Linked DNA regions of Homo sapiens: region 2 is linked to region 1. Evidence: chromatin loops called from intact Hi-C (ENCODE). Cell type or tissue: heart left ventricle. All regions are shown on one strand. Links, peaks and the distances in the headings refer to the core of each region. The heading gives the core; the rest is flanking DNA.

What was found. Peaks named below come from ENCODE experiments on the same cell type or tissue, not always from the same donor. Only the 100,000 strongest peaks of a DNase experiment are listed, where the experiment ranks them.
Region 2: it touches region 1 in a loop (5-fold over the local background); 4 of 110 quality-filtered maps call a loop at or near these places.

Annotation. Positions count from the first base shown.
Region 1 is chr3:170,079,032-170,096,714 of GRCh38, reverse strand. PHC3 (polyhomeotic homolog 3) reads left to right here. Exons shown (of 15, transcript NM_024947.4): 15 at 1-9,131. It overlaps GPR160 (G protein-coupled receptor 160), which reads right to left. Exons shown (of 4, transcript NM_014373.3): 3 at 16,818-16,941; 4 at 11,323-12,810. The coding sequence starts at 12,742. The coding sequence ends at 11,726. LOC124909456 (a long non-coding RNA gene) reads left to right here and starts at 15,945. Exons shown (of 2, transcript XR_007096157.1): 1 at 15,945-16,253. RefSeq lists a silencer at 5,827-6,027. In heart left ventricle, for the core only: no CTCF peak of the experiment used is centred there; no DNase peak of the experiment used is centred there.
Region 2 is chr3:169,779,397-169,794,081 of GRCh38, reverse strand. LRRC34 (leucine rich repeat containing 34) reads left to right here. Exons shown (of 11, transcript NM_001172779.2): 11 at 244-1,079. The coding sequence ends at 447. MYNN (myoneurin) reads right to left here. Exons shown (of 8, transcript NM_018657.5): 3 at 14,521-14,685; 4 at 13,333-13,492; 5 at 11,439-11,617; 6 at 10,522-10,605; 7 at 9,374-9,460; 8 at 4,366-7,666. The coding sequence ends at 7,404. Among named protein-coding and RNA genes, the nearest start is that of MYNN, 13 kb to the right of the region's middle. In heart left ventricle, for the core only: no CTCF peak of the experiment used is centred there; no DNase peak of the experiment used is centred there.

The sequences.
Region 1 (17,683 bases), core at 8,143-10,642:
TATCTATAAAAAAGGAATTGTGTTCTAGTATGAACAATACTGATCTGGAAGTGAGAAGAGTTAGTTTCTATTCCAAACTTGACCAAGAATTTGGTTTGACTGAGAACGTTTTCCTCTCAGTTTTTGTACATTTATTTAGAGCAGTGGTTCTCAGTGGAGGTCAGTTTTGATCGCCAGGGGACATCTGGCAATGTTGAGACATTTTGGTTGTCACAGCTTGGGGGTGGGTTCAGGGGAGGGTTGCTACTGGTGTCTAGTAGTTAGAAGCCAGAGATGTTTCTAAACATCTTATAATGCACAGGACAGCACCCCTCCACTGTAAAGAATTATTGGTTCAAAAATATCGGTACTGCCAAGGTTGAGAAACTCTGATATAGAAGGAGTGATAAATATTGTTTTCACCCAAAGGAATACTTTTAAAGGATGAAGCTTACTAAACATATATGATGGAAGTATTATTCAGATAACATTAATATTCTGCTGAATAATTTTTTCTAGTTTAATCATACTAGAAAAAGAAAAAAAATCTACAAATTGTCCTATAAAATAAGGACAAACATGCAAATAATTTAACTCTCAGAAAGTACTAATTCATTCTGATTATCTTTCATACCTCTGTGCTCCTCTGCACTGACGAAGACATAATATGATTATACCTATGAACTAGTGCACAGCCTTTTCTGGCAAGAAAATAGTTTGTAGCAGATACGTGGTTGCTCTTTGGATTTTTTTCTATTGTTGAACATGCTGGGACTAGCTAGAATGCACATTCCTACTTCCTTTACCAAACGTTTGCATGCTTCCTGCAAAGCACTTACCAAGTGATTTCTCTTGAACCATCGGATATAATTTTGTATGTACATGTTTGAGGAAAAAAATGTAAAGCAAAACCTTTTACTGAACAGTGTTCTATAGAATTATGACACTAAAACAAAATTGTTTGTGGAAGCCCTGAAAGCTTTATAGTCCTGGACATCAAAAATTTTATTTGAGATGATGAATGTTTTGTTTTCATCTTTTCTTATATTACCACAATTGAGATATTTTAGTAATTGAAGGAACATACACAGATATTTGGCAGAAGTCGAGTAAGGAGGGGAAAAAAAGAGTCCGTGAGTTTCAGTCATTTTCACTGCTCTTTTCAAAAAGATTGTGTTGAGCTGGTAGAAGACTAAAGATGTCACTGAAGACATCACAGATACTATATTTATCTTTTGGCTTTGTGTACATTAGAGAATGTTGATTATTTTTATACAAAAATACAGCGGGTAATTTTTTTAATCTTTAGATGCCTCTTGTTTGAATGTATGCTTTGTGGAATTCTTTGTGTAGTAATGTTTTAAAAAAAGATGTTTACTGATAGTTACATGTAGGATTAGAATATGTAATATAATATAAGGCTCATGTTCCAGACCTACGATAGCTTGTAGTCTATGTTACGTATTTCTTTATATCACATTTTTAATCATTGGATTAAAGTATCAAGGAAAGCTAGGTACTCTATAATGAGTTTTCATTTATTAGCAGTTAATCATCATGACAGAATTGTCATATGCTTGACTTTTCCCTCTTCTTGGAATTTCAGAACACAAATACAGGCTAAGCATTAGTAAGAGATGGCCCACAGTATGAGAGAGAGAGGTGCAACGGAAAATCTCGCCTGGAATTAAAACTTTTCATAGATTATCCACGGTTAATACAAAATTTATTATATGGGGATAGACTGCTCCAGCAATAATGATTACATCCTATAACTGTATTACCTATGGCCTTTAAGGTATCAATTTTGAACTGTGTTGTAGGCTCTCCTTTTATTTGTTCTCTTTCCTAATAGCAGCCATTCTGTACTTATTGAAAGCCCCTGTGCCTACTGCTGTCTTAAGTATTCAGGAGGGGCTTACAAGAGGGTTTTCTATTGGAGAATACCGTATAATCTTAAATCTAGTCCAGATCTCTGTTGTCCCCACTCAAAACATACACAAAATATGCACTTGCTTTTTTCAAGTGAGTTTTTATTTAAAAATGGCTTGTTTGCTATCACATTGGTGCAGCTGTTTCTTTCAAGATGAGTTAATCATCTTAATTTCAAAGCTTCAGCTATATATAATGGATATATAGACAACACTGAGCATCCACCTCTCTCCTGAGCTTTAAAGCAGAGTTTCAGTATGATATAGGTGGGGAGAGTAAATTGTTTTCATATCCTTTCATACTACTACTAATAGTTTTAGGATTTTGACTGGGGAGAGATAATGACAAACAGAAAGGGAACATGGAGGTTCTTCCTACTTTTGCTACCTAAGTTTGCATTTTCTGACTTCCTTGCAGTGTTGCACTCTTTGTCCCATTGGGATAAAAAGCATAAGTTTGAAATTTTGCTTTAAGCCTTGTGTTCCTGGGGAAGTTAAACAACTAAGAGAGCTGATTTGTAAAAATTATTTTTTATATGACATTAATATTCATCAAGCCTTGTGTAGGCATGTGTAAGACACAGCTATGCAGCTTTGAGTAGTCAATATAGTATGAGATAGAGTGTTGTCCCAAATCCTCCTGTCACTTTTTAAGTAGCATATTATTTCCCTGATGGTCCTGTTACTTTGCTGTTGAATGCTCTAAACAGAACTTTTTAAAAGGTGTGTTTTAAGAGCAGTCACCTAGGAGTAGACAAGGTGGAATGGGAGGAGAGAAATGGTAATGCAAAAGCTTGAGCATGGGAAGAGTCAGAGGAGGAGGCCATCATCCTTGTTAGCTTAGCCTACTTCAACACTGAGCACATTTCTGCACTTTTGAAGTGAAATTCATGTTTTACTTAGAAGAAATAATTTTCTTTCATTAGGGATCCCAGTTGATTTTTGTTTCCTGGTGTATCAAAATACTTAGAACTATGAAACAAGTATTATTGTGATCATGCCTTTGAATAATTTTTGACGTAGCTTATCTTCATGTATCAAGTATAAAATTATAATGAGACATCTATTCACAAATACAAGTCTTAGATTGAATTGAAATGTGTTATAGTGCCCTGTCTCCCACTGACTTGTTCAGTTAAATGTCTTAAAGTACATTATGTACATCTTCAGGCTTTTGGTACCACAATGGCACAAGTATGGTAGGGAGGCAATATAGTCTTAGGCTATATGCCTATATTAAGTGTGTATAAACAATTTTTGAAAGAATACACTATTATAGATGTATGTGAGTGATGCTGACCTGACAGCCATATCCAGTGGATGAAACTGACTGGACACACTGTTAAAATGTTTTAAAGATGTATTTTCAGCCAGAACAGCCTGGTTATAGTTTGTGGTTTTCACCTTGGTGGATTGCAGGAACACATGCAGCCTACTGGCATTGAGCATTAGCTAATGGCATGAAAGGGCCTCATCTCACTACCTCTCTAAGGCCTCTAGCTCCAAGAAAACCATGAAAACTTCTTTCTTGGAGAGATCTTTGTCTCAGAATCCTTAGAGAGGATTTCGTATGGGGGCTAACTTTAGGAAGGGAGGCAGCTGGGGCAGGACTTTCTGATACCTGACAGTCATGTTCCAGAGCAACCTTTGGGCAGTGGAAACTGGCGCATCTATGCAAAATGATTGCTCAATCTCTATCTTGTGTACTACATATGTAACTAGCTGGGCCCTAAGGAAGGTTTTCTAGGGGGAAGGATAGGGAAGTAGAGGAGGAGACAAGTAGGAGGAACAAAGCATTCTAGACCCAAGAGGATAGAAGATATTTAGGATAGATATGGCTTTCATCCATAGTTCAAAATAATGCGTTTTGTTAGATGCCAGTTATAGCAGTAAATAGGTTATAGTTTTTATATGTCAAGATTTACCTGTAATCAGACTCATTCTTTCACTCTCTATACCCACTGTCTCCATGCTTGGGAGCATGGATATTAATAGTTCCAGTGATGTAGAAGTTAGTGATTTTTGATTTCTGAAAAAGGTGAGAACCTTTTATTACAGTTGGAGAATATTTGTCAAAAATTCAAAGGTTGTTGTAATTGAGTTGCCAGAATTACAGAGTTTCCATTTTCAGATATCACAGTTGAATCACCTCTGTAGATTGTTATAAAGAGAGGCATTTTAAGATAGTATTTTATTTGCTAGGTTGTGTCTCAGTCTAAGAATTGGGAAAAGAAGAGCTATAGGTTTCTCTTTCCTAGTCTGGATTTCAGTAAACACAAGCCTACCTCTGCTTCTTTGGTTCACAGCAGTGTGGATCATGAAATGAACTGTTTACCCACATTCATCAATATTGGTATTTTACAAATCTACTTGGAGCATTTAATTTCATCTCAAAGATTGTGATCCACTTTAGATAAGCACAAATACAGTATTAGGAAAAGTAAATATGCAATCTTACTAAAATTTCAACTTGTTAAGCTGTATATCTTAAAAGAAATTATTTGGGGCTGGGCATGGTGGCTCACACCTGTAATCCCAGCACTTTGGGAGGCTGAGGTGGGTAGATCACCTGAGGTCAGGAGTTCGAGACCAGCCTGACCAATATGGTGAAACCCTATCTCTACTAAAAACACAAAAATTAGCTGGGTGTGGTGGCATGCACCTGTAATTCCAGCTACTTGGGAGGCTGAGACAGGAGAATTGCTTGAACCCAGGTGGTGGAGGTTGCAGTGAGCCAAGATCACACCCCTGCACTCCAGCCTGGGTGACAGAGCGAGACTCCATCTCAAAAAAACAAAACAAAAAATTATTTGGGAAGATACGTCCTCTTTTATTAGAAGTTCATAAAATGTATCATATAGTTTTGTTCACAGTAGTTATATAAGCTTTCTTCAAATAAATTTAAAATTAGATTACCTTCTTTGGAAAAAGAATTTCCTAAATTTTTAAGAATTTTCAAAGTTTTACATATTAGTTTTTAGAACCTAATCCGTTTTAAAATTGTACTATGAGAAAGCTTTTTTTTGAAAGTTGTAAAGCATTAATACAAATAATACAAATATAATTATTACCATCACATTCCAGAGAATATGGCTTTTTCTAAACTTTCAATTTAGAAAACATACATTAAGGGAGAATCTCTGCCCTCCTTTTCAGCTCTGAAGATCAGCTTTTCTACTCAGACACATGCACACACCCCTTCCAAGTGTCATGTTTATGGGAACATTTGGGAAATGTTTTCCAGATGTTTTATTTTTTCCCTTTTATAGTTTGTTGACATTTAATTTTACTTAAAGATGACAATTTTAATCGGAAATGTTAGAGGTACAACATAGTGAGGTTCTAGCTAGCTTTATACTTTTGAAAAATATTTTTGTTTCTACTGCTTTTTACAAGTACTAGTCCTCTCAGTGATACTGGTGGTGTTCAGTATGAATCCATAGAAAGAAAACAAAATTTGTTGTTTAAAAAAAGCAGAGTAATGAATGAATTTCAGTTTTGAAAACAACATAATTTGAAAACACTGTTATACTAACATGGCAAGGTGTTAATTAAATATAAGAGTAAGGTAGTAAGTTCTTTTAGAGCACCTGTTTAAATTTACTCCAGTAATCATCTTAAGGATTGATAGTCACCATCACTTATTGGCTTAAAAGTTATATTTCATGGAATATTATCAGTGTTAAATCCAAGCTTTGTGGAGCTTTAAGTGATGGTGGTGAAAAAGTTGGTGTTTATGAGAGAGTGGTGGGGTGTCTAGTCATTAGTGAAGTTAAACATCAACCTGTTTTAGAAAGAATTTTTTAGTCTTGCCTAAAGTAAACCAGAAGTGTCTAGTGTTTAAATCTTTATTTAGAATGCTTCTCTTAAAAGTATTTTTTGTTTTGGGTAGTATTAAATAATCAGTAAATAATCTATTTCAGTAGTAAATAATGAATTAAGATGATGATGAATGAGGATTAACACACTGGTCTGGAGACTGGGGTTTTATTTCAGTGGGTTAGCTGTGTGTGACATGTTGGGCAATTACTCAGCTGTTTTAACAGCTTCCAGATATGCAGTATGGTGCCTGTACTACTCAAAAGTTGATTTTGGTTTAATTCATCTTTAAGGTACCTCCCAGCTCTAAAACTATGATTCTAGGCTGTGTAATGGGGTTATTCCTACTTTATTCTCTTTCCTTTTTTAAGGGTTCATTTTATACTTAATAAGCATCCATTTCTTGGGTCACCTACAGTCTTTGTTCTCCTAAGGATTAAAATAGAAAATTCATACATAACAAGCAAATGATGACATTTTCCTAAATGCTCCTTATTGGTTAACCACTGAATATATGAACACATATGAATATTGTCATTCATGTACTTAAATTCATTTAGCAAACTATTTGAACACTTACATGTGCAGTGTTTGGTGAACATGACATGAGGAACTAGTAGTAAGTAAAATCTTCCCCCCAAAATTCATTGTGGCTTAAATAAATATGAACATAATCATTACTACTTAATATACTGAGAGGGAATCTTAATAAACTTGGAACTGGGAGGGAATATTTGTATACATTGGGTAAAGGGTTAGGCTAGATGACATCTAAGGGGTCTGAGTGAATCATATCATAATTTTTATAACACATTTCACATACTAAACATCAGTTGGCCCCATACCTGATTAAGTTACAAAATTTAGGAGACTTAACATTAAGGACTTACAGGTTGAGACAGCCCGTATTTCACAACATTATTTTGACACTTGACTCTATTCCAGAGTTGTTGCTATACAAGGCATGTGGCAGAACAAAAAAAAAGCTGGTGTTGATATAAGAGCTTTTTACCCAGTATTGACAGTGAGCAACTTTCTTTCTTTTTTTTTTTTTTTCTTTTTTTTTTTTTTGAGATGGGTTCGCTCTGTTGCCCAGGCTGGTGTGCAGTGGTGCGATCTCAGCTCACTGCAACCTCCACCTCCCGGGTTGAAGCGATTGTCTTGCCTCAGCCTTCCAAGTAGCTGGAATTACAGGTGCCCGCCGCCACACCTGGCTAATTTTTGTATTTTTAGTAGAGACGGGGCTTCACCATGTTGGCCAGGCTAGTCTCGAACTCTTGACCTCAAGTGATCCACCTGCCTTGGCCTCCCTAAGTGCTGGGATTACAGGCATGAGCCACCACACCTGTCCGACAGTGTAGCAACTTTCTAAAACTGAAAAATCTCAAAGGAGATCATTGGAACTGACTTGTTCATTTATTTTTTGTTTTTAAATTAAGAAAGATTACACAAAATAAGTGTTACTGTACTTTAAGCTATTACAAATATCCAACTTTTAAAGATATGTAAGAATCAGTAATATTCTAGAAAGCACATATATAGTAAAAGGGCATCCTTTAAATGTAGAACGGGTAAACATGAAACAGTTCCATGCTTGAATTGTTAAGTATCTAGGGGGTAAACATTGAATGGGAGAATCATTTATTGGGTTAAGGTCCCTTCCTTGTCATTCTGGGATCTGTGAATCACATTGTAATTCCTGTTGACAAAGCTTTACTTGTTAACATCAGTTGATACTGACATTCTCCATAAAGATATAGAATGAAAATATCTATTAAAAATAGTTTATCATTGTTTTAGCTTTTTTGTTTTGTTTGTTTTGAGACAGAGTCTCACTGTCACCCAGGCTTGAGTGCAGCGGTGTGATCTTGGCTCAATGCAACCTCCACCTCCCAGGTTCAATAGATTCTCCCACCTTGGCCTCCCAAGTAGCTGGGATTACTGGCATGCACCACTATGCCTGGCCAGTTTTTTGTATTTTTAGTAGAGATGGGGTTTCACCATGTTGGCCAGGCTGGACTCGAACTCCTGACCTCAAGTGATCCGCCCACCTCAGCCTCCCAAAGTGCCGGGATTATAGGCATGAGCCACTGCGCCTAGCCTGTTGCAGCTTTTTAAAGCAGGAAAATATCCATATAAACTGTTGGGTTAGAATCTATATTAGAATCTTTCAAACTAATTGAAAACAGGAAGACTATCATCTAAGTAGCCAGATAATCTGGGTTTCAAAAAGTTATTCCATGGTACTGGTTTAAAAAATACTTTTCAAGTGTTTTAATTTTTAAAGTGTAACTAATTCTTCAAATATGTTATGCTGTTAAAATATGTATTCCATAAGTACTTTTTGTATATGTATTCTTAAATTTTAAAAAGTCAACTGAATGCGCAAAGATGATATAATTTTGGATGTAGACATTTAAACTAGATTCCCAGTCCTCTCCTTCAAAAGCTTGGTCTTTGTTTTTCCTATAGGGAAAAAAGTCAAAATAAGTTCCAAAAACTATCCTCAAAGTAGTATTGTGCTTGTAGTAAATGAAGGTTGGATGGATGGATACTGACAATGGTGGCAGGCATTTCAAGCCTTTTAAATTAGTACTTTTTGTCGTCTTGCTTATTAAAATTTTGTTAATTTTAGCAAAGACCAATTGTTGTGATAAACTGGTGTTTTTTGGATGCTTCAAGCACACGTTAACCAATTTTTTAATTCCCCTTTTGGTTCCTCCCATTGTTCTAAAATAGGACTTTCATATTATTAAAACCTCAAAAGATGATCCACCCAGGATGAACAAAGATCACCAAGGGGAAAGAAAACATTTTTTATCTTTACAGAAAACATGTTAAGATTATATATAGATGTATTCTTTACATTGGATATTGTATTAGAGTCCTCCTTACAAGAAATGAAATAGTTTTTAGCACTCTTAGCATTAGAGTTCCTAGATTGGTGTTGATAGCTACAGTTTTAAAATGTATAACCTGAAAATGAAGGTTAATTTTGCATTGTAAGAGCACATTTGATCTATGTAAAAAGTGTCCATTTGGTGTATTTTTTTAAAAAAGAGAAAGCACTTTCATATTAAGTAGCATGTGTATGAATTTAGATTTTCATATTTGTTGTGTCTGTATTCAGTGAAGTAAATTGAGCATTTAAATGTTTGTTGATGGCAACATTAACTATTAAATTAAAGCACCTTATACTCTGCTGCTTAACTTGCTTGTAATTGCACCTTTGTTACCTGCACATTTTCATATAGAATATTGTTGTAACATTGCTTCATGTGGGTCTGGATGGAAGATTAGTGGGCCTACAGGATCATTTATTTATATTGTTTATATTACAATAATATATTGTAGATCAGTTGTAAGTTCATTTCTTTACAAATAAAAGCCTCTTCCATTTGACTGGTCTATTGAATAATTTTTTTTTCTTTAAGCTTATGAGACATGGGGAATCCTCTGTGTAAACAAAACAAAAAGCTTAGTGAGGTTTGAAATGGTTTTAAAAATCTCCTGATTTAAAATCTGCAAAGAGTGTAAGCAAGTCTTTACTGATTAATTTCAATATATTTAAACATATTTCAGTCCCATATTTGGCCAACAACTAGAAGGCAATATATTTAGAGGAAAAAGTAATAGAAGGAAAGAGGGGGCCGGGTTTAAGAAGAGTTCTAAACTGTTTAAACACACCCTGATGTTGTCTTGAACATAGGATTATTTGTCCTAAACTTTCGATATAGTTGGCTGTCTATATGCATTTGGTTTTTATAGAATGTGATTTTTATTCCTATTATTTATTATTTTCTCAAGTATATATATATTTTAACATTGTACCACCCATTATATTGGTTATTATTTCTCTTCCCTGCCATGTCTTCTGTTAACAGATCTGATCATAGAGAGGTGGACATATGATTGAAGTCAGGTTGAACAGTCATTCCCCGGGACTGTATATTTGAAGAAGTTAGGAGATGCTTTAAGTAAGTGTAATTAATTATGAAAGCCCTGAGCTGCTGGCAGCCAGAACACCCACTTTGTGGACACAAAATGGAAACCGACAACTCAGAGAGATTCTCCTAGTAGTTTACTAAGTAAGTTCTTGCCAATATCCAGCTTGTTCTTAGAATGGCTCAGGTTGAGTTTGTATTACCTGCTACTCAAAGAATTCTTGACTGACTCTCCAGGAGCATTTCCCAACTTGTCTTTATAGATGCTTAATTAATTAATTTTAGCTAATTAAAGAGACTTGTGTGCTCAAGTAAATGGTTTTCTTCTTCTTCATTATAGCACTATAAAGCCTTAAGGTGTTCATGGGCGTTGTACATTTTCAAGTGAAAAATAAATAATAATAATTAAGAAACAACATTCTTCACATTTGACTCTGAAACCATTCTTTTCTTTTTGAGAAGTCAGTGGCACCAATGAAAGGCAATGTAATACAGTGGTAAAGAGCAAGAACTGTGGACCAGAATTCTGGGTTTGCATCCCAGCTTCCCCAATGTCTGTCTAGTTGTATCATAGTGAGTTTCTTACTTTCAATGTTTAAATTTCCTCATCTGTAAGAAGGGGATAATAGTTCCTGTCAGAGTTGCTATAAGGATTAAATCAGTTGCTGCATGTAAAACAAACACTTAAGACGGTACCTGGCACACAGGACACATTTCTTAAATCTTTTTGCCATTATTAGTGTTCCATAGCGCTTGTTTTAGGACATTTTTTCAAATAACAGAAAGTAATCCATTTGTGGATCATCAACTCAATTTAGTGGATAAAAACCAGCATTTAAAAAATGACACTAAAAAACATATTTGCATGATATGTAAGGGTAAGTATTGTTATACTTGTATGTACATGTACATGTTATACATGTTATGTAAGGGTAAGTATGTTACTTGTATGTACACATAAACGTACATACAAGTCTATAGGTCATGATGTTAAAAAATATATCTTACTATAAATATCAAAAAAAATCAAAAGCCACCAATTTAGGAAAAGCTAGGTTTAGATTTATGCAATATAGTATTTTTAAATGGTGATAAAAAATATCTATGTAGCTTAATTCCTAAAGTAATGTAAGATGATGATCCTGCCACTCATATTGTTTTACTCCAGTGAAGCAACTCTGCCTATCCACCGGGGGAGATTTGGCAATGTCTGGAGACATTTTTTATTGTGTCTACTGGGCATGGAGGTGCCACCAATCAGTCAGTGGGCAGAGAGCAGGGATCCTGCTAAACTGCCCCACAACAAAAAATTAACCAACCCCAAATGTCAAGCGTGCCGAGGATGAGAAATTCTACTTTTACGTGTGATACATCATTGCTAACGTGATTATGATGTGATATGCAAGTATGTGATGACATACAAGTTTTATAATATGAAAACGAATCTGCTGAATCATCGAAAGGGACCTAGTCACTGCTCCCAGTTCCATAAGGTGAGCAACCAAAACCCTCTTCTTCCAGGAATATTTGCATTAAAAACAGAGATATACTTTTTAAAATTAATTAGCTACATTTAAAATGAGGTAATCTTCTTCTTCCTCTTACATTGAACTTTATGCCAAATCATTTTAAGAACAATTTTTACTTTCTTGCTTTCATTTGAACATTTAATAAAAATGTTTAGGTTGATATCTTAAAGTTGTCAGTGAAATCTCAGATTTACATAACAGTTTGCATCCAGTAGTTTTTTTGAGTAACACAAACATCAGTATAGCCAAATGTTAACTCTTATCACTTTTTGTGTTAATAACAAAGTAATATTTGTAATATAGTGTCCCTGAATAACTATAAAAACTTCTTGGAATTATTTTGTTTTTAAAATAAAACACTATTTAATAACTGGTATCATAGCCCTTCAAAAGACACATTCTGAAATGCTATCAGTCAGGGGGCAAAAGTTGTTTTAGTTCAGTTTATTTTTTAATATGTCCTGAGTTCTTTCTGTTCATAAAATTATGATCTTATGACAGCTGTAACTTTTAATTAATAATATTAACAAATCATTATTGATATAGGCTTTTCAATTTGCTCAAGATTAGGAATTGTAAGTGGAATGAAGCAGCACTTCCAGTTGACAAATGGATCCAAAGGTAATCCAATGTCTTTTAAATTAAGCTTGTGACAATTAAACCAATACACTGTAGCAATGAGAAAACTATTGACAAAGTATAACCAGGGAATATTCATCTCAATATATGCTGGAATCTGAACTTTAAGTAAAACAATGATTACCTGAAGTAGTACAAATGGTAACCAGGTACTGAGAAAACAGACAATGAGCTTGGATAAGAATATTTTTTTAGATCTCACAGTATAACTGGAGTGGGATGAAAAAGGAAAATATAAGATAGTTTCATTCATATAGGAAGTTATCCTGATAGCCTGTACCAAAGTAGTAACTTCTTCCCAACAGGTTATGAAAGCTACAAATAAAATCATCACCATGAAAAATGACAGCCAGTAACTCTGAATGCTGACATAGAAAGGACAGTGACGAGAATAAGCATTCTGTGCCTTCAGGCTTTGGTAGATGGCTGGGTCTCCCAAAACATAAGCAAGGACTGAAATCCAAATTAAAATTACTGTAAAGAAATAAAATAATTTTTGACACTTAAATGAAAGCTTGGTTGTTTTAGAGAAATTCAGGCAATAATCTATACAAGCTGTCAGGAAAACTGGATAATGCAAAAAGCCATAAGTAAAGGAAATAATTTGAGTAAATAGGCAGATGTGGTATTTAGTGAACCTAATGCTTAAAAGTACAAAATCCCTGAAATACAATATAATGGAAATGTTTACCAAAAGTAAAAGATCAACGAATGCTAGTGAAATGCAAAAATATTCCATAAAATTTTGACAGGTGTTTTTTCTTCTCATTCCTAGTGTAAGGATATTTAATAATATTTTCCCAAGTATGATCAAGAATAGCAGATAGTTAACATCTAGGGGCTGGTTTGTTTGACGTAACTGGTACTGAAAAGAGCAGTTCTCTGAAGAGAGAGCAGTCATATTTTTAGTTAAATTTCAAGAAGACCTGCTGAAATACACATGATAAAACACTGCTTCATTTTCTGTCCCTGCAAAAAAAGTGAAAAGAAAACCTTAATGTTACCTATTTTGAAACTTTACAAAGCAAGCACCACTATTCTTAAAAGCCTAATTCAATCATTTCCCCAAATAAATATATGAATAAGAATTATATGTCACATAATACTTAATAGAATACAGAACAAAATTAATGTGTATACTCTGGTCATTTTTTTGAGACCCAGATGGTCCAGAACTCAGAGATTTTTAAACCAAAATGTTATATATAAATTACTAACTTCTATATATAAGTACAGGTTTTAATAACTTTTAGATAGAGAAATGGTTTTATCTACCAGGGCCAAAACTCATGCCTAAAATAGAAGCTTGATAGTAATATGCAAAACAACCACATAGAGCTTTTAACCCCACCTCACTCTGACTCCAGACAGCATGACCCCAGTCCCTTTTGTCAGTGAAGTTTAGAAGCGATGCTTATGGGGCCCCTTAACACAGTTTTCAAAGCTTTTTAGCTGCAGGATCCTTCAGATTAAGTCTTTTCCTGAAGCTCTGAAAACAGGTGGTTTCAGCTAAAAATAATGAGAACATAGGTAAAGGAAAGAAAGAAAAGTGTTTATCTTCTGGATATGATCTTTCAGGTATGGCATGTGGAGAGACGAGAATACAGGGAAGGAACAGGGACTCAGTATGGATACATGAGAACATTAGGAAGCGGTAGGTAAAGGCAAAGGAATAGGAGTTGAGGCTTCAGTGATACATACATTTTGGAAGCAGGAAAAAGATGATGAAAGAAGTCAGAAGAAGAATCAGGAAAGGACTGAAAGGAAAGGTAGGAGATTCAAGAAACACATCCTTAAAAAAAATCAGTTGACCCAAACTTAACTTATTTCTACAATACTACTCAATCGCAGTATTTATAAATAGCAAAAAAACAAAAACAAAAACCAAAAAAAAAAAAAACCCCAAAAATGACAAGAACAACAAACCCAGTCAATCACAAATGTGAACAACTGGAGATTGGTTCAAAACAACACAGGTTGGCTGGGTGTGGTGGCTCTTGCCTGAAATCCCAGCATTTTGAGAGGCCAAGGCAGGAGGATGGCTTGAGCCCAGGAGTTGGAGACCAGCCTGAGCAACATAGGGAGCTGCCTCTACCAAAAAAAAAAAAAAATTACCTGGGCATGGTGATGCACACCTGTGGTTCCAGCCACTCAAGAGGCTGAGGTGAGAGGATCGCTTGAGCCTGGGAGGTCAAGGCTGCAGTGAGCCATGATTGTGCCACTGCACTCCAGCCTGGGTGACAGAGCAAGACCCTGTCTCGAAAAAAGAAAAAAACAAGAAAGAAACGAAACACAGGTTGAGTATCCCTTATCAGAAATGCTTGGAACCAGAAGTGTTTTGGATCTTGAATGCATCCCTAATCCAAAAACCCACACTTTCATTTGAGCATCAGGTCAGTGCTCAGAAAGTTTTGGATTTTAGAGCATTTCAGATTCCAGATTTTGGATTAGGGATGCTCACCCTGGATATGGTCATCTTTATGATATGCAGCCATTAAAAATGTTTCTCAGGATAGGAGGAAGACTTAGTTTTCATACTTTTCACTCTACCTTCATTTGTTAAATTTTAAGCCTTGTGAATTTGGTACATGTTAAAAAAATAATGTCATGATAAATTTTCACAGTATGTTAAGTGAAATGCAGGTTACAAAATTATGCAGCAACATGTCATGTAAGAAATACATGCATAGGAAAAGGCTAAAAAGGTACATATCAAGTTACCAATACAGTAGTAGTATACTTTCTTTTTCCCAAACTTTAAGGAAAAAAATGGAGTTTTGAGTCTGAAAACTGAAAAAATTAAATTTGCCTAAAAATAGGTCACTGATGATTAAATAATTTTGTCTGAAGATAAATCAGTGTGACAATAGTAAAAACATGGAATCAACCCAAATACCTGTCAGTGACAGATTGGATAAAGAAAATGTGGTACATATATACCATGGAATACTATGCAGCGTAAAACAAGAGATCATGTCTTTCACAGGAACATGGATGGAGTTGGAGTCCATCATCCTTAGCAAACTAACGCAGGAACAGAAAACCAAATACCGCATGTTTTCACTTATAAGTGGGAGCTAAATGATGAGAACACATGGACACAAAGAAGGGGACAGTGGACACTGGGGTCTACTTGAGGGAGGAGGGTGGGAGGAGGGAGAGAAGCAGAAACAATAACTATTAGGTACTAGACTTAGTACCTGGGTGACAAAATAATCTGTGCAGAAAACCACCCTGATATGAGTTTATAACAAACCTGCACATGTACCCCTGAACCTAAAATAAAAATAAATCACTGTGAGAGAGGGCTATCAGTTTTGATGACAGATTGAACCATTACTCTCATGGCCATAAATCTGTCATAAGATAACTTATTAAGGTATACAAATAATCTACTTATACAAACGTATATATGTGTAAAGGCAATAATACAAAATCTATTTTCATAACTATAAAAGACCCAATCAAACAAGTACTTCCCACACTCAAGTTTTTTTCCCCTGTATTTAAACATAGTACAGTTTAATTTGATCTTATCCAAAAAAGTTGCATTCCAGATTTGATATACAAGGGCACAGAAATGTAGCTGCCAACTTGACAAATGCCATTGGTCTTACAAGTGGTGTTGCTTGGATAAAGAAGCCAAGATGAGTAAGACCATATGAAGTCCCCCTTGTGCCAAAAATGAAAACAAAAAAGGCTTAGTTTTAAACAACCAATGTTGGTTTAAAATGAGGGTGAGGAAATTTTGTGGATTCATAAAGACCCATTTTTCAAAAATGTAACTTTAGGATAAAAGAATAGAATCATCTGTCTCACATGATTTTAACTTTTATAACTCCTGTTCTAAATTAAGTAAGGAAAGCCAAGTCAGGCTGGGGGCCGTGGCTCATGCCTGTAATCCTAGCACATTGGGAGGCCAAGGTGGGTAGATCACTTGAGCTCAGAAGTTCAAGACCAGCCTGGGCAACATGGTGAAACCTAGTCTCTACAAAAAATACAAAAATTACTCGGGTGTGGTGGTGGGGGCCTATAGTTCCAGCTACTTGGGAGGCAGAGGTGGGAGGATCACCTAAGCCCAGGAGGTCAAGGCTGTGGTGAGCCAAGTCATGCCACTGCATTCCAGCCTGGGTGCCAGATTGACACTCTGTCGCAAAAAGAAAAGCCAGGTAGGCAACATCCAAGGGATGTTTTCCAAGTTCCCGTTTCATCATTGACTCTTGACAGGTGGAGGCACCTGGAAGATGACAAAAGTAGGGAGGAGGAGGACCTGGAGGAGGACGCTTGTGTCTCCTAGGGGATGAGGAAGGTCCACAGAGGAGAAAGAGAATCAGCTACAGCCACCAAGGCAGGAACCAAGAACCTCTTCAGAAGATGACTGGAATAAAGAAGACAAGTCCGACATGGAACATGTAAGAGAATCATAAAGCTAGAAGAAAAATAAGAGCGGGGAAGACAGGCAACTTGAGGCAATAAAAAGCGAAAGGAAGAAACTGGAAAACAAGATTTTGGCCAATTTACGATAGTTCCTGAATACCACGATCATGGAAACCAATCAGAGCTTTCTTAGACGACACCAATTTTATGTACTCTACCCCAATTACCCTGTAAACCACTATAAGTGTTCAAAATTCCAATATTTTGTTTTTTAAAACAACTCCCTGAACAAGACAGAAATCCTTTGATAAGCTACCTGAATTTTCTCTAGAAAAATGTTCACAAAATACAGGGACTCAAGAGATTTACAAGATCTGGTCCTTTTCCTGCATGATTCTTTAAACTACTTGTGAATGAACTCATATGCAACCTGAAAAGTTAACATGAAAGTCCTTTTCAAGGTATCTTGCTTTACGATCTGGCCCAGTTTGGAGGTATTAGCAGGGCCTCAGGGAAACAAACCATGATTTCGTTTCACTGACCCAGTCTCTGTTTTTCCCTTTGTAACCCAATTAATTATTAACAACTTGCATACTTACTCTCCAGTGGGTCTTCCTTGACTGATGATCTTCCTATTTAATTTCACTTTTACTGCCTTCAATTATGTTATTTTTGGTTCCTTGCATTTCATTTTGATATACCAATATGCTATGTGAGTAAGCTCTGTGTGAAAGATAGAAAACAAAATGAAACATCATTAAGAGCTATCTTAATAGCAAGAGTCCAGTTAAACTGGTTCCAGATCACTGCTTAGAAAAATTGTAGCTTTTTGTGGGACTGAAGCCAGGAAGTAACTGCTTACATTCTTAGTTTCTTTCTTGCAAAAGGAAGAAAGGGGATACTTGGATTGAAAGCACACCAAAGATGGAGAGATTGATGCATACACCACATTTACTTAAAGGAATCTTGCTTTATAGTTTTCAGCCACAGGATAAAGCAGCTGTCCTCCAAAGTGTTTGGTTTCAGGACCCTTTGACCCTTGATGCATGTTAACATCAATAACATTTTTAAAATGTTATTTAAATAATATGGTAAAAATTACTATATTTTACCAAACAATAATTTAGTGAGCAGAGTGGCATTGTTTCACATTTCACAACTTGCTTTAGTGTCTGGCTTAATAGCAGACAGCTGAATTTTCATCTATGCCGGGTCTGTCCCACAGACCCTAGTCGAGCAACGGATGAAAGGAGTACTCAGACACAGATAAGCAGTGTAACAGCAGCTAGGGGGCTGCCCAGCACTAGTGGCCGAAGAAGAGAGCAGCCTTGAACAGCTGGAGCTGCTTGCTTTTATTCAGTACAGACATAATGCCGAAAGCCTGGAGCAAACACAGTCTGTGGGTAATTAACATTACTGTCCCCCCTTTCAGGGAGCAGTAATGCATGCGGATGATCAAAGGTCG
Region 2 (14,685 bases), core at 449-2,948, 290 kb after region 1:
CATGTCTAATACATTAAAAGTTAGAAATAAGTTTTGCAATATTATAATTTCATTCTGTGTAATTAAATGAATAAAAATCTATTTACAATACCTGGAAAATATTAAAATTCAGCAATGTTATTCAGAATATTTTATTTTAAACTACAAATTAGCACAGCTAATTTGAATATTTAAATTTCCGTAAGCACTGTAAATTGAATACATTTTTTCTTAATGATATAGTTTTTTTCCTAAAAATCCTAGGCATATTCAGACTTAATTCAAATGGGTTGTCTAAAACCAGACAATACAGATGTGGAGCCATTTGTGGTAGATGGACGTGTATATCTTGCAGAAGTCTCCAATGGCCTTAAAAAGCATTATTATTGGACATCAACTTATGGAGAATCTTATGACCACTCATCTAATGCAGGTTTTGCTCTTGTTCCAGTAGGTCAACAGCCATGAAAAAGTAGCTGTAAAATAATTTTCATACACTTGTCTTATTGTTTCACAGAGATTAATATTCTATAGCCTATTTTCTTTTATAAATTAAAACAAGTTACTTTTTTCAAATGTGTAAAAGATAATGACTGTATTAAACTTTGTATAACTGTCTATTGTGAAAAACTGAGTAGGGTAATTTTTTAAAAGAAATTTTACAATATAGAGACTAAAATTCTAACCCTGGAGAAAGAGACCAAGGAACTAGACTAAATTTCTTTTTATAATGAAAATATAACCAAGTAGTGAAATAGCGTACAAGTAAAGGTCATTGTAGGTATCTAACTGAAAGTTATTAAGTAGTATTAATAAAAAGGTTTGTGGTAGAAAATTACCAGTGACTTTCAAAGGGTTTCAAAGTTCAGAAGTTGAAAAAGTATTCTACCTATCCTATTTACGTGTTACAGACAGGTGTTACTAACAATTTCATAAATACAGGCAAATATATATAAACATATACATACCCCTTTCCCAACAAGCCAGTGCTGCCAGCTCTCCCACTCTCCTCTCATAACCACTATCCTGACTTCTAACCCCACAGAGTAGTTTTGCCTGTTCTTGACCTTTATATAAATGGAAGCATACAGTATACACTCTCTTTGTGTCTGGCTTCTTTTGTTCAACATTATATTAGTATGATTCATTTATGTTGTTTCATGTAGCAGTAGTCTGTTCACTTTTCATTGCTTTGTAGTATTCCTCACATGCTGGGTAGTAGGATGTCTACCAGATTCTGGAAAGAGTTTGATTTCCCAGGCTACTGTCTCTTCCTGTGTGCTATAGAAGAGACCCACAAGTTCCCATATTCCCCCAAAGGGAGATTCAGAAGATGGCTGAAGGAGAAGCAAGTAGGCTTACCTTGAGCTTACAGTGGGGTGCAGGTGGTAAACCTGTAACCTGACCTACACTGCTGCTTGAGGCAGAGTTGCAGGTGATAGGGCCTCAGAGAGTTTTCCGCATCCAAAAGAACTGAGATGAAGTCAGTTCAGCCAAGGACAACTGGACTCTGACCAGACTAGGAAAGACTTGTTACTTATTTTATAAGCTGCTGCCTGCCACAACAGAGGTCAGTATAATTAACCCAGAGAATGGAAGGGCTCCACAAAGACTCTGTCTACCCTGATGCCCCTGTCTTGTATGATATGTCTGGACACCATTTTAGAAAGACAAAAGGCAGAAATAAAACAGCATTTCTCCAAAAGATTAAGCATTACCTTAAAATCCCTTAAGATATAAATTCTATCCCCTTTATATCAGACTAGGTTTTAAACTGGCTAAAACTAAAAGTTAATTTTTTCCAGACTTACCACTGGGTATGGGCTCAAGAGGAAGGACATATAAGTTCCATAGGAAAACTCTCATTTTCTCTGCACATCTAAATTATAAAGAGCAAATCTGCAATCATATTGTATGTATTGTTTCATTTTTCTCTTAGCAATCATCCTTTAAGACCCAGTTCAAAGACTGCTTCACCTTACACTGTTGCAGATCATATTATACTCATCATTTTACAATGTTTCAAATTTGAAAGCAAAAAATAAAGCAGTATGTGCTTTTCAGATATTTGGGAAAATAATGATCATTTGTCTTAAACGTTCTCCTTTTCAAACTTTTCTATAGTATTATCATTCATCATGTCTTCTTAATATCTACTACAACCATATCCATCTGGTTTCTGCTCCCACTATTATACTGTACCTGCCTTCTAAAGGATCATCATGCTCCAATTATCCAGCCCAATGTTGTCTCAGATTTACATCCTACTTCTCTGTACCATGTGACTGCTACAAAGCCACTTTTGCCTCTGAAAAATGTGTGCCACCTTGGTTTTCTTCCTTTCTGCTATCACTTTCCATCTTCTTTTCCGTCTTTGCTTATCCTTTAAATGAATTTTCCCCCAAATTCTGTCCTCATCTTTTTTTCTCCTATACCATCTCCCAGGGCTGCCTTAATCATTTCTATAAATTATTAGCTGCAAGATCTGTATCTCTAGTTTTAACATCTCCTGGTTCAGGCCCCATTTCCAACCACTACCAGAAATTTCCTACATATCTCACCACCAGTCAAATTCGGTACATCAAAATTGCTTCCCTTCTCTAAACATGCTCCTTGACTTATCTTGATGTCAATGGTATCACTATCCTCTCAATCACCAAGGATCAAAGCTTAGGTGTCCAATTTGGGGCTGCCTGATTACAAGGAAAAGAAAGTGACTCAGCCTGTTTAAGAAAAGGGGGATTTAACATAAGGATACAACAGCCACAATCAATGGCATCCAGGGGCAGAAAATGAATCATGGCTGCATCACCTCAGTAGGACTGCAGAGCCAGAAACTAAGGCCACTTTTCTGATCTCTCTAGGGCAGTCTCTTGGCTCTGCAAACCTGTTTCATTCCCTAACTTTGCTCTATAGATCAGCTTTCTCTGCTTACTCATCATTTCCTTTAGACTTTAGCTTGCTTCACTGACTTCAAGGCCAGTTCTAAAATGATCTTTTCATTTATACGTATATCATTATCTGATTGTCTCAGAATTTCATAGCTCAAATTTGTGAGAAAGAATCTTACCAGCTCAGTCTAGCCTATGAATTGTTTTTCCCTGGTGAAGTGTCTTGTTGCTGTGGTCACCAGTATGGAATCATGTGTTACCTATGTGGCTGTCTAATCCCCACCCTCTAGCACGCAACTGTGGTTGGCACGTGAGGACATAGGTTACAAACCTGGCTATCTAATCTCACTCCTTCAGCACAGGATATGGGTAGAGGACTATTTCAAGATGGTATAGGTGTAGTACTGGAGATGCCTCTGACCTCTATCTCCTCTCCACTTAATGCTTTCTCTCCATTCTGCCTAGTTCCCTCTTCATCAGCTATGTGCAAATTCTTCCATCAGCCATCTCCTCGTTTGCCTATCCAGGTAAGCAATGGCTGTTTCTCTGTCCATTCTACTCCTGTTGACTGCTCAGCAGTTCCTTTCTTGCCTTCCCCTACTATAACACTCAACATCTTGGCTTGTCTTATTGCAAGTTATATTTATGCTTGGCATCTCCATTTGACTGTAAACTTAAGGGTAGTTTATCATCTTTGCAGCTTTATGCATTCTGATTTGAATTTTTTTCCCAGCATTTGAAACACTGGCCAGATACTGTTATCCAAATATGTGGATGTTCACATCCATGGTGTTTATTTTAGTAAATTCTTCATGAAATTAAATACTGTGTTTACATGGTAATTATCTAATTTCTTAAACAAATACAGATGGTCCCTGACTTATGATTTCTTGACTTTACAATGTGTGAAACTAATACATATTCAGTATACTCTTTGACTTATGATAAACCCATAAGTCAAGGAGTCTCTGTACAGCAAACCTCTTTTGAATGAATGGAGGCAGGAGTTGCAGAGGACAGAAGAGTAGACTATAATTATTATCTCAAAAAATTAATGCTGTAATAAGTACATATCAATATTGCCCATAAATAACGAGTAAAAATGTAGAATTTAAAGAATTTTACTTGATGGTATTTCTAGTCAAGTTCTAGGTAGTTGGGGGGAGAGGGGAAGGATAGCATTAGGAGGAATACCTAATGTAAATGACGAGTTAATGGGTGCAGCACAGCAACATGGCACATGTATACATATGTAACAAACCTGCATGCTGTGCACATGTACCCTAGAACTTAAAGTATAATAATAATAAGAAAAAAAAAGTTCTAGGTACTCAAAATTTCCAGGTAAAATATTGAAAATTATATTCAAGAGCATCATTTTAAACTGCTTCCCAAAGGTAGAACATCAGGAAATGTTTAAGATAGTAGTTCATGGTTGGGCGCAGTGGCTCATGCCTATAATCCCAGCACTTTGGGAGGCTGAGGTGGGCAGATCACCTGAGGTCAGGAGTTCGAGACCAGCCTGGCCAACAGAATGAAACCCCATCTCTAACAAAAATTAGTCAGGTGTGGTGGCGCGCACCTGTAGTACCAGCTACTCAGGAGGCTGAGGCCGGAGAATTGCTTGAATCCAGGAGGCAGAGGTTGCAGTTAGCTGAGATCACGTCATTGCACTCCAGCCTGGGCAACAGAGTGAGACTCTACATGTTTGGTATACATTAAAATCACCTATGGGGCTTCCCCAGCATATATATGCCCTGGGAACTGTCTGATTCAATAGGTGGGGTGGGCCTGGATATTGTTATTTCTTAAGCATGTTTCTGATATGCATTAAATGTTAGAACTATTTAGAATACTTAAAAAAACTAGTACATGTACATTATTTCAACTACTCACACAATTTCTGTAGGACTGAAACACAGAAATTAGCTACTGTTGGAATGAAACTGATAGAACCATTACCTTTGAAAAAAGGTTTTCTAAAATTTGTCTATCAAAATCATCCTGTGAAATTAAACATAAGACAAATGCCATTTAAAAACAGCAAAAAAATTTTTATATAATCTACGGTTTCTTTTAAAATAGTCTAAAATCTAACATACAGTAGGCATGATCTGATACAAATACAAAAGAAAATTAAATTTATTTAGAAAATAGTTTCTCAGTAAGATCTTCACCTTCTAAAGACTTCCATAAAAATATGTAATACTTAAATAATTACTAATAGACCTTTCCCAAAACACTGCATTGTAACAAATATAAAGTTGGACTTAACTAAAATGGTAGTTATGAGTGTTAGAATGATACCAGATACAACTAAATATATGCATATTATGATAAATAATAGCATAGCATTAAGAGAAGAATGCCAAAGAAGGGATAGTATCTTCAAGTTTTCTCTACACATCATTCTAGAAGAGCAGAAAATGATGACAACTCAAGCCATGTCAATTTAAATAAAATTACTTTAGCTAAGAAGCAGAAAATGTGATCAAGAAAAGCTCAATCAATCTTAGCCACTTCAATCGTATCAAATAATACTAAAAATAATAAATTTGAAGGCTAATCTATGCAAAGGCAGAATGCTAATAATACCAGAGGAAATTTGGCAACTATTGCCCTTATAGAATTATGACGTCACTGTAGCAGTTTTTTGTTCATTAGATGCTTGGATTAACGAAGATATAAATAAATTAAACATAACCTCTCCATTTTAGCAAACTTCCTAAAGAGGCTGAGTCTTTTAATTTTCTATAATTTCTTCACATTCCAATACATTCCTATCACATTTAACCCAGAAGAGATTAGGTAACATTCTAATGCTTTGTAAATTGTATTTAAACCCACTATTTTAACTTGATACACATGCATAGATTTCTTAGATAAAATAATCAAATATTGTTTGCATCATACAAAGGTGGTATTTCAAACTCTATTCAAATAAGTCAGTCCCATGTCCCACCAGTGGCAATTTATTATGAAAATAATGTGTGTGCTGTGAAATGGTGAAGATCTCTACAGACTACAAGCATTAAGTGTTTTTATTATGTCCTCTAATTGGTTCTTATGACTTGGGTCCCAAATAGAGAAAATTAATGAATTAAAGAAATCAATACCAATAAAAAACATATTAACTGTACTACAGGTGTAGTTTAAAAGCAGAACACAAAAAAGCCACAGCATGGCAGAAATAAGAAATGATGTCATCTCACACTGAACAACAGCCTTGTGGGGGGAAAAAAAAAGAAAAAGAATATCACCATGCTGTTTGATTGGCACTATAAAAATTGACTTTGTGGAACTCATAATTTCATATCCAAAGATCAGGCAGTGAAATAAATTAATATGTGGGAAAAGTGGCATGGGGATGAGTGGTGCAAATATCAGGATAATAACGAATTTTCTACATTCATTTGGAAGGAAAAGGACCATTGTGAAACTACAACCACCACCAAAAGTTGTGGTTTAATTTATAAAATTAACAAACCCCAAACTTATAGAAAACTCAGATATAAAATATTTAACTATAGTTGGCTTTCTGGTAACTCAAAATGTTTACTTATAATTGAGGTTAATTTCTTAACTCTTTATGCAATATAATGTACCAAATTTAGAAGCCAAGTGATTTCTAGTATGCATTAAGTTTATATCTAGAAAATTCTTTCTGGAATTCAGTATTTATTTTAAAAAGTGCATAACAGGAGTAAGAGAGGCTTACCAAAATATTTCAAAACTCAAGTACATTTTCCTCATCTCCAATATTTTAGAACGGAATAAAACATAAACTGAATCAAATTTTGAAACTGTCTTTGACAAGATAAAAACACCAAATATCTACTTAAAATTCATTTTGAAAATACAATCTCAGATAACTCAAACCAAAAGTGCTGACCATTGGTTTTCTCCAGAATACTCAGTTCTAAATGAACAAAAATTTATATGCACTTTTCTAGATTTTGAGAAACATTTTTGTTTCATTAGAAAAGTTATTTCTAACAATATATTAATAGAGAAATAGCACAATTCTTATTCAGCGCCTAAATTTTTACGAGCGAAAATATGAAATTTTATTTTTATGCATAGTTTATGTATTGATCCATGGGGCTTACAAATAGCAACACACTCTTGGGCTGATACTATCGTGGATTTTGCTTAAATTATGAGGGCAGGAAAATTTTAAAATCCCACAGGTCACAACTGAATCACATTAACTGGCTGATTTAGTAAATGAAGGGCAATTCTAAAATGCAAAATAAAAATGGAATTAAGGCAGCTTTAAAAGAAAATAAAACTCATCCACCCAAAATAGTGCTACATAATTCATTACTTAAAAAGCTCTCTGTGGAGTATAGACATAAAGCCAAAAATAAAAACAAACATTGCAGTTGTGATGCAGCATCAGGTGCTTTTACTTCAGTGAATGAAAAATAATGGTCACAACTCAAATGAATGGGAATTTAATATGAATATATGCACCTTACCAGAGATGTTTGCTACCAATGATATCTTAGCAATTCCATATTCCTTACAAAGTCAGTATAATTGTTGTAAAAAAATCAACTGTGGTTCTGAATACCCATTCACAGTTGACCTCAACAATGTATCTGATGTAGGAGACTGAGTATCCGTGACAGGCAGAAGCATGTGATGGTCCTCAGTCCCAAGTGGAAGAGCTAATGGTAAAGTCATATCAGAAGGCTTCACATCCATAGTTTCTGATAAAGGACTTTTTTGTATGGAATCCTGTTCACTCAAAGTATGATCCTCTGCACTGGAGTCTAGAGTTTTATCTGCACCTAGAATGGAAGGAAAAAAAAATCTACATTATCTTTAAAACAAAACTAAACCCCTGAGGTAGACTAATGTACTTACCATTCCCAGAAATTACATTCCAACCACCATACCTTTACTCAAGCGGTTTCTCTTTTGTACATATGCCCTCCTCACTATCTATGTAAATTCAATCTGGGCCTCAAGGTTAAGTTCAAGCACCAACTCCATTTAAAAAAATGGACTTGATTAAGAATGAAACAGGGTGAGCTGTTATATCGGCTTAATCACACATTTGTCAATTTTCATATACTGCCTTGTGGCATCTATCTCTCTTATTGCCATTTAACATTCTACTCAGGTATGCCTTGAATCCTCAACCAGACTGTAAATTCTTTGAGAGTAAATGTCGTTATACTTCTTTAACTCCCTCAAAATATTAAACAGTGATAAGAAATACTCTTTTCATTCACTGAATGTTTTTAATAAGTTGTTCATATTATTCTGTGAGTTCAGAACAGTATGTATGGCACTTTCATATATTTTCAGAGGTGAGAAATTCTGCTCTACTCAAGGGAGCAATCAGCACACTGACTAAAGATGTACTTTTGCCTTCAAATTTTCCAATGGCTTTAACATGCTTCCGTTACTCTAAAGTGTTGACATGATTTTGGTTTCACCGTCCTTGTCACGCAGACAAAACTGCTTTCGTAAAATTGTAATTATCTGTATTCTTCCCAAACTACTCTTCACTTCAACTAGCTAAGGTTTCCTTCTTGTCCCACTGACTCTCTACAGTGTTCTCTGCCCGGAATGAATCCTCTCTTCCCATCTCCATCTTTGAACTCTTCTCCATCCTTCAAGTTAAAATTAAGTTTTTTTTAGTACTTACCTCAGAAAAACATAGTATCTTCTTTAGCACTTTTGTGTCGATTATGCCCTACATTTTCCCTATTTATTTAGTTTATTTAATTATTTATTTAGGTTTCTGGTCTCGCACACCAGGTTGTAAGTGCTTTGAGTACCAGAACTATGCCTTGTTTAACTTCATATTCCCTGAAAGTACACTTTACAGAAATTTAACAAGTGGTTAAATTAATGACTTACTGCAGTTTTTAGATGTTTCTAACTTAATACTTACGATGTTTAAGTATTTACACACCAGAAGGGCCTAGTGTCATGTCGAATAATGACGGAATAAAATGGTAAGCACAGGGAAACTTTTTCAAGAATTCACTTTAACCAATAGACTCAAAACTTGTTGTTTGGCTTTCCATTTTTATATATTATAACAATGTAGGGCTACCTGTTTCCCTATTTCCTCTTAAACATTTCTGGACTAGTGTTCATGATAACACCACCCCCCCCCCCTTTTTTTTCATAATAACCATAGTAAACCCTGAGTTATCCAGACTCCAGTATGGGAAACAGTGACACATAGCTTGCTTATATGTTCCTTCATGCTTGGGACTGTTATTAAGTCAGGTTTTCAAAGGAGGAAATGTTTCAAGTTTTTTTTTTTTTTTTTTAAATAAGAGATTCAATATGAAAAATCCAGAGTGAATGTTTCTGCAAAAAAGCTACTTTCCTCACATGTATATACCTAGTTTTTGAAATAGACATCTAATTTAAACTGCTTAAATGTAAATCTCATCTCAGCATTTTAAGGAATAGCACTAATATGAGCACCAAATTAAAACAAACAAACAAGCAAACAAAACACAAGCATTTACCAGAATGGACTTTTGTTTTGTGCTTCTTTAAATTTTTAATATCTGTGTAAGAATTTCCACATAATTCGCAGATAAATGGTCTTTCTCCTGAAAAACAAATTAGAAGTTTAAATTTCAATATTTTAAAAGCTGCTAGCTAAGACAAAAATATCAATGTTTATGAACACAAGGCAAAAATTATTATAGTGTTTAAATTTGGTTTCAAATTGTCACTTTAATCACCTGGTTATAATATAGTGAAATGAAAGATTCTATACAACCTAGACACTCCTTTATACAAAAAATCTGTATCTCAAGAAAACTTGAGCATTTTCATAAACAGAAATGTATCTGCAAACTAAAACAAACAAAAGCCTACTCTTGTATTTCTATGAAACATTTAGTGAGTGTCAGTTATATGCCAGACACTGGCTAAGAGATACAGCTGGGAGAAAATAAGTGTAATAATCATGGTTTCTGCTCTCAGGTACCTGGCAAATTAGAAAATCCTTAAAAATACTGACAGCATGCTACAATATTACACTTCTTTGGAAATAACTGTTCAGTGCTTTATGGTGTAAACTAAAGCGCGTCAGAATATAAAGTCACCAAAAACTTACTAAATCTCTATTAAGTACTCACATTATTCTAGGTAGGAATTATGAGAAGGAATTTTTAAAAAGAGAATGTCAGAACAGTACTCTTTCAAAGTGGCATTTTCCTTTGTTTTAAAATTTTTTACATTCAATATTTTCTTTATACAATTTACAAACTACTTTTTACAATAAGCATGTCAAAATTAAAATTTGTTCCTAAAAATTGCATACTAAACACTGTTTAGTAAGAAAATCTGATGTTATCTTGGTATTACCTATTCCTTTTCATTTCTTGGTATATCTGTGCAATTTAATCCAAATCATTTAAAAACTATTGATTATCTGGCATATTTCTTGGAAAACCAACACAATTCTTTAACAAATTTAATTCATACTCCAAACAACTAAAAAAAAAACAAAATAAGCAAATAAGTTGATATTTATACATTAAGATATTGCTATAGGTACAGTATGACTAAATACCATATAGTCCATAATGGCTTAAAAGTCAAGGTTTACATAAAAAGAAATTAAGAGAGAACAAAAAATAATACGTTCTCCCTAAACACAGACCTGTATGGGACCGAAAGTGTTTGTTGAGCTCTCCTGAGGAAATAAAACTTTTCCCACAAATACCACATATGTATGGTTTTTCACCTAGATGGAAAATAAAAGATAGCGAAGTGGTGTACTATACCAATATAATATTTATCAATTACAAATAATCTAAAGTAAGCTTTTCTGGAATATTATTTAAATTAAAATCTCTCTATATTGTACTTTAGAGGTATTTTCAGTGATCCAAGTAAATGAATATTAGTAATTATTGTATACTGTTCATAAGTTTTCATATATTAAAACTTTATTCCTCAAAATGTCCCTTCTAATAGAGATGATTTGGGCAAGGAATTTGATTTTTATATGATTAAGAACATGTCAATTCATAAACCCACATTTCTATTCTTGCTATCTACTATATTAATAAAGGAGAATAAAAGTATGTAGGGAAGTCTTTTAAAAAATGTACCCTAAAAAAGCAATTTGTTTCCAAACTGCTATTTTGCATCTGAATTACCTTATTTGAAAATCCCAGAATATCTGTGTAGGAAAGGTCCTAAGAAGTTTAAAAATCCATGTTCAACCCAAACCCACTCCCCAACCCTAACTATAGGAGATGACCCTTTAGGAAGCTGAAAAGGTTTTTATAAAGTCACAAAATGCATCTCAATGCAAGTTTATATAATATCAAAATTATCTCACTGATTTTAATGTGTAAGTTATATAATTTATTTCACCCACCTTGTATTATTCTAGAAAATAAGTCAGCTTTTATATTTAACAAATATGTGCAAAAATCATAAACATAGCTTATAGAAATATAAACAGATATCTAACTACAAAGTTTCCGATCTACTTCGCTAAAAGGCCCAAGTCCCCTTTTTCTTTTATTTATAACTTTATTTTAAGCAGTCTCTCCCTGTCAAACTTACCTGTATGTTTTCGAGAATGAGTGATAAGAGAACTAGAGACAGCAAATGCCTTCCCACAGGTATCACATACATAAGGCTTTTCTCCAGTATGCCTACGGACATGATAGGTCAGTGTGCTGGCTTGAGCAAATCTCTGTCCACACCTATCACAGACATATGGCTTCTCTCCACTATGCTTCCTGTTAGTAAATAAAGTTAAATAAGTAAAACAATTTGGAGGTCAGTCTATATAGCAAGAATTCATAAAGTTTTTTATAGATTTTATTTCATGTCATCTTAACAGGCCAAGACTATGTATTTAAAATCAGTAGTTGTTTCAGTGTAAACACTGCCAAAAACAAATATTTCTTATTATCAAAACATTAGTTCTGAGATCAGTTCAAAAAGTTTTTCCATGATCTTTATATGGTTGTCAGTGGGCCCCTAATACTGCAGGCAATTATTTTCATGAGTCTAGTCACTCTTTGACTTGTGAACTCTCTCCTCAAACCATCAGCATCTCCTTGCCCATTGTAACTCTCAGGTGACATCCCTGCTTCCTATTTCACTGAGAAAAATTCATATGACATGAGGGTGACAGTTCATCTGAATCCATCAATTCCAATTTGTATACTTGAGATCCTACTTAATGATATCACTTCTGCAGTTTCCCCAGTCCTACATCATCCATGTTTCTCACTCCATTGGATTATGGTATACAAATATACTGATGTCTCCCATATTAAAAAAAAACCAAAAACAAAACAAAGACCCTTGACCTTACTTGCTCCTCCATTCTCTGCTCCCCTTTACCAAAACCTTGAGACTCCAAGTGTTCTATCTACTTCCATTTCTTCTCTACTGGCCTCTACTAATGATACTTTTGTCAAGAGCACTGCTGACTTCCCACTTTACTAAATCCACGTCAGTTCTCAGTCTTCATCTCCCTATCACAGAATTTTACAATTGACCACTCCCATCTGGAATAACTTCCTTCACTTGGGATTCCAGGGCAGCCCTCTTTCCTGGTTTTCCTCCTCTACTGGCTGCTCCTTCCTAGTTACCTCTGCTGGTTCTCACCCATCTCTCAGAACTCATAAAGTTAGAGTGCCTCAGGGCCGTCTTTTGATTTCTTCTGTCCACATTCACTCTCTTGGTGACCTTAGCCAGGGTTACAGCTTTAAATACTGTCATATGCTGATGACTGCCAAACGCTAATGATTGCCAAACTGTTATCTTCAGCTCAAACCAGTCCCCTGAACTGCAGACTTAGATAACCAATTATCTATTGCACACCTCTATTCAGAAGTGTTAAGTCATCTCAAATTTAACACACACAGAACTGTACTCGTAAATTCCTGCACTTCCACTTAAACTGTTCTACCCACAAACCTTCTCTATCTCAGTTAATGGCAGCTCCATCTTTATAGGGGTTCAGGCCCAAAACCTCAGAATCATCTTTGACTCTCTTCCAGACTTCACATACAATCTGTTTGCAAATTCTATTATTTCTAACTTTAAAATATATCCAGAATCTACTACTACTTATTTCTTTCACTGCTGCCACCCTGGCCTGAACCACCATCACCCTTGCTTGGGTTTTATCTATAGATTCCTGTTTACCCTGATTCCACTCTTATAATCCTATACCAGTCAGAATGATCCTCTTAAGCTGCATTCTGGACCATTCTGATCTTACTTCTGGACGAGTCTGACCTTATTTCCTAGTAGTCCCCACCCCCTGCTTATTTCCTATCAACCACTGTGGCTTCCTTGTGGTTCCTTGAACGTGTTAACATTGTTTGGTGGAACCACAATTACAATTCTACTGTCCTGAATTCTAATATAATAGTCTATTCATAAGACTATGGTGATTAAAAGACTAAAAGATCAAACAACTCATTTGGTTTTTTACCTTGCATGAATCTTGAGATTGCTAGAAGTTGCAAACTGTAAGTTGCATACATCACATTTATAGGGTTTTTCTTCACCATGATGCATGCGACTATGGAAGACTAGCTGACATTTCTGAGCAAATCCTTTATCACACAATTCACATTTGTATGGCTTCTCACCTAAAGGAACAATAAAATTTATATTTAGAAGAAAATAGTGTTTTGGTTGCATAAGTCATATAAGATTTCATCAACAGTACTAGCTTTGTTATTAAGAAAATGTTAACTGTTGGAACTGAAAACAAATATAATCTTTTCCAGACCACTGAAAACACCAGTAGAATCAAAAGAAATTAGTGTTTCTGAATTCACGAGATAAATACATACAGCATTTTAAAAAGTACGAATCTAGGGCTGGGCTCGGTGGCTCACGCCTATAATCCCAGCACTTTGGAAGGCGGAGGCGGGCGGATCACGAGTTCAGGAGATCGAGACCATCCTGGCTAACATGGTGAAACCCAGTCTCTACTAAAAATACAAAAAAATTAGCCGGACTTGGTGGCAGGCACCTGTAATCCCAGCTACTCGGGAGGCTGAGGCAGCAGAATGGCTTGAACCCGGGAGGCGGAGCTTGCAGTGAGCCGAGATCGCACCACTGTACTCCAGCCTGGGCGACACAGTGAGACTCTGTCTCAGAAAAAAAAAAGAAAAAAGTACGAATGTAAACGTACCAATAGGTGCTCATACTTTACAACCAGGCAGAGGACATGCAAAATAAAGGTAACTGTAGAAGCTTAGGGAACACTGTATGTGTAATTCCAATGAACATGTTCAGAAGTCAACAGAGTCTAGAAGTATGTAATGAGAAGTGTTGGCAATATCTGAAAATTGGCCTGAATTGTAATTACATTTTCTCTTTATCAGTTTTAATGTCTTTGTCTCTGTTAAATACTTGGTAAGCTAGAATCAACATACTTATTTGGAGGGAAAATGGTATAAGGAGTTGATGCATTAGGGCTTAAACAGCCATTAAATACTTGGTTACAATTACAAATAAATTTTCAACAGTTTAACACTGTTAAATACTTTGATGAATAGAAAAATATACCAAATTCTGGTCACAAGTAGTGTGTGCTAAGTACTCTCTATAAAAATACACTATATTAGTCACAGTATAAAAATAATATCTCCCCACACACCCGTCTCACCTGTATGAGTTCTTACATGCGTTTTCAGCTGGTTACATTGGGTAAATGCCTTTCCACATAAGTGGCAGACGTAAGGTTTGACTCCTTTATGTATTCTCATGTGCCTTCTCAAACTGCTGGCTTCTGAAAACACTTTCCCACATGTGTTACACATTGGCTTGGCCT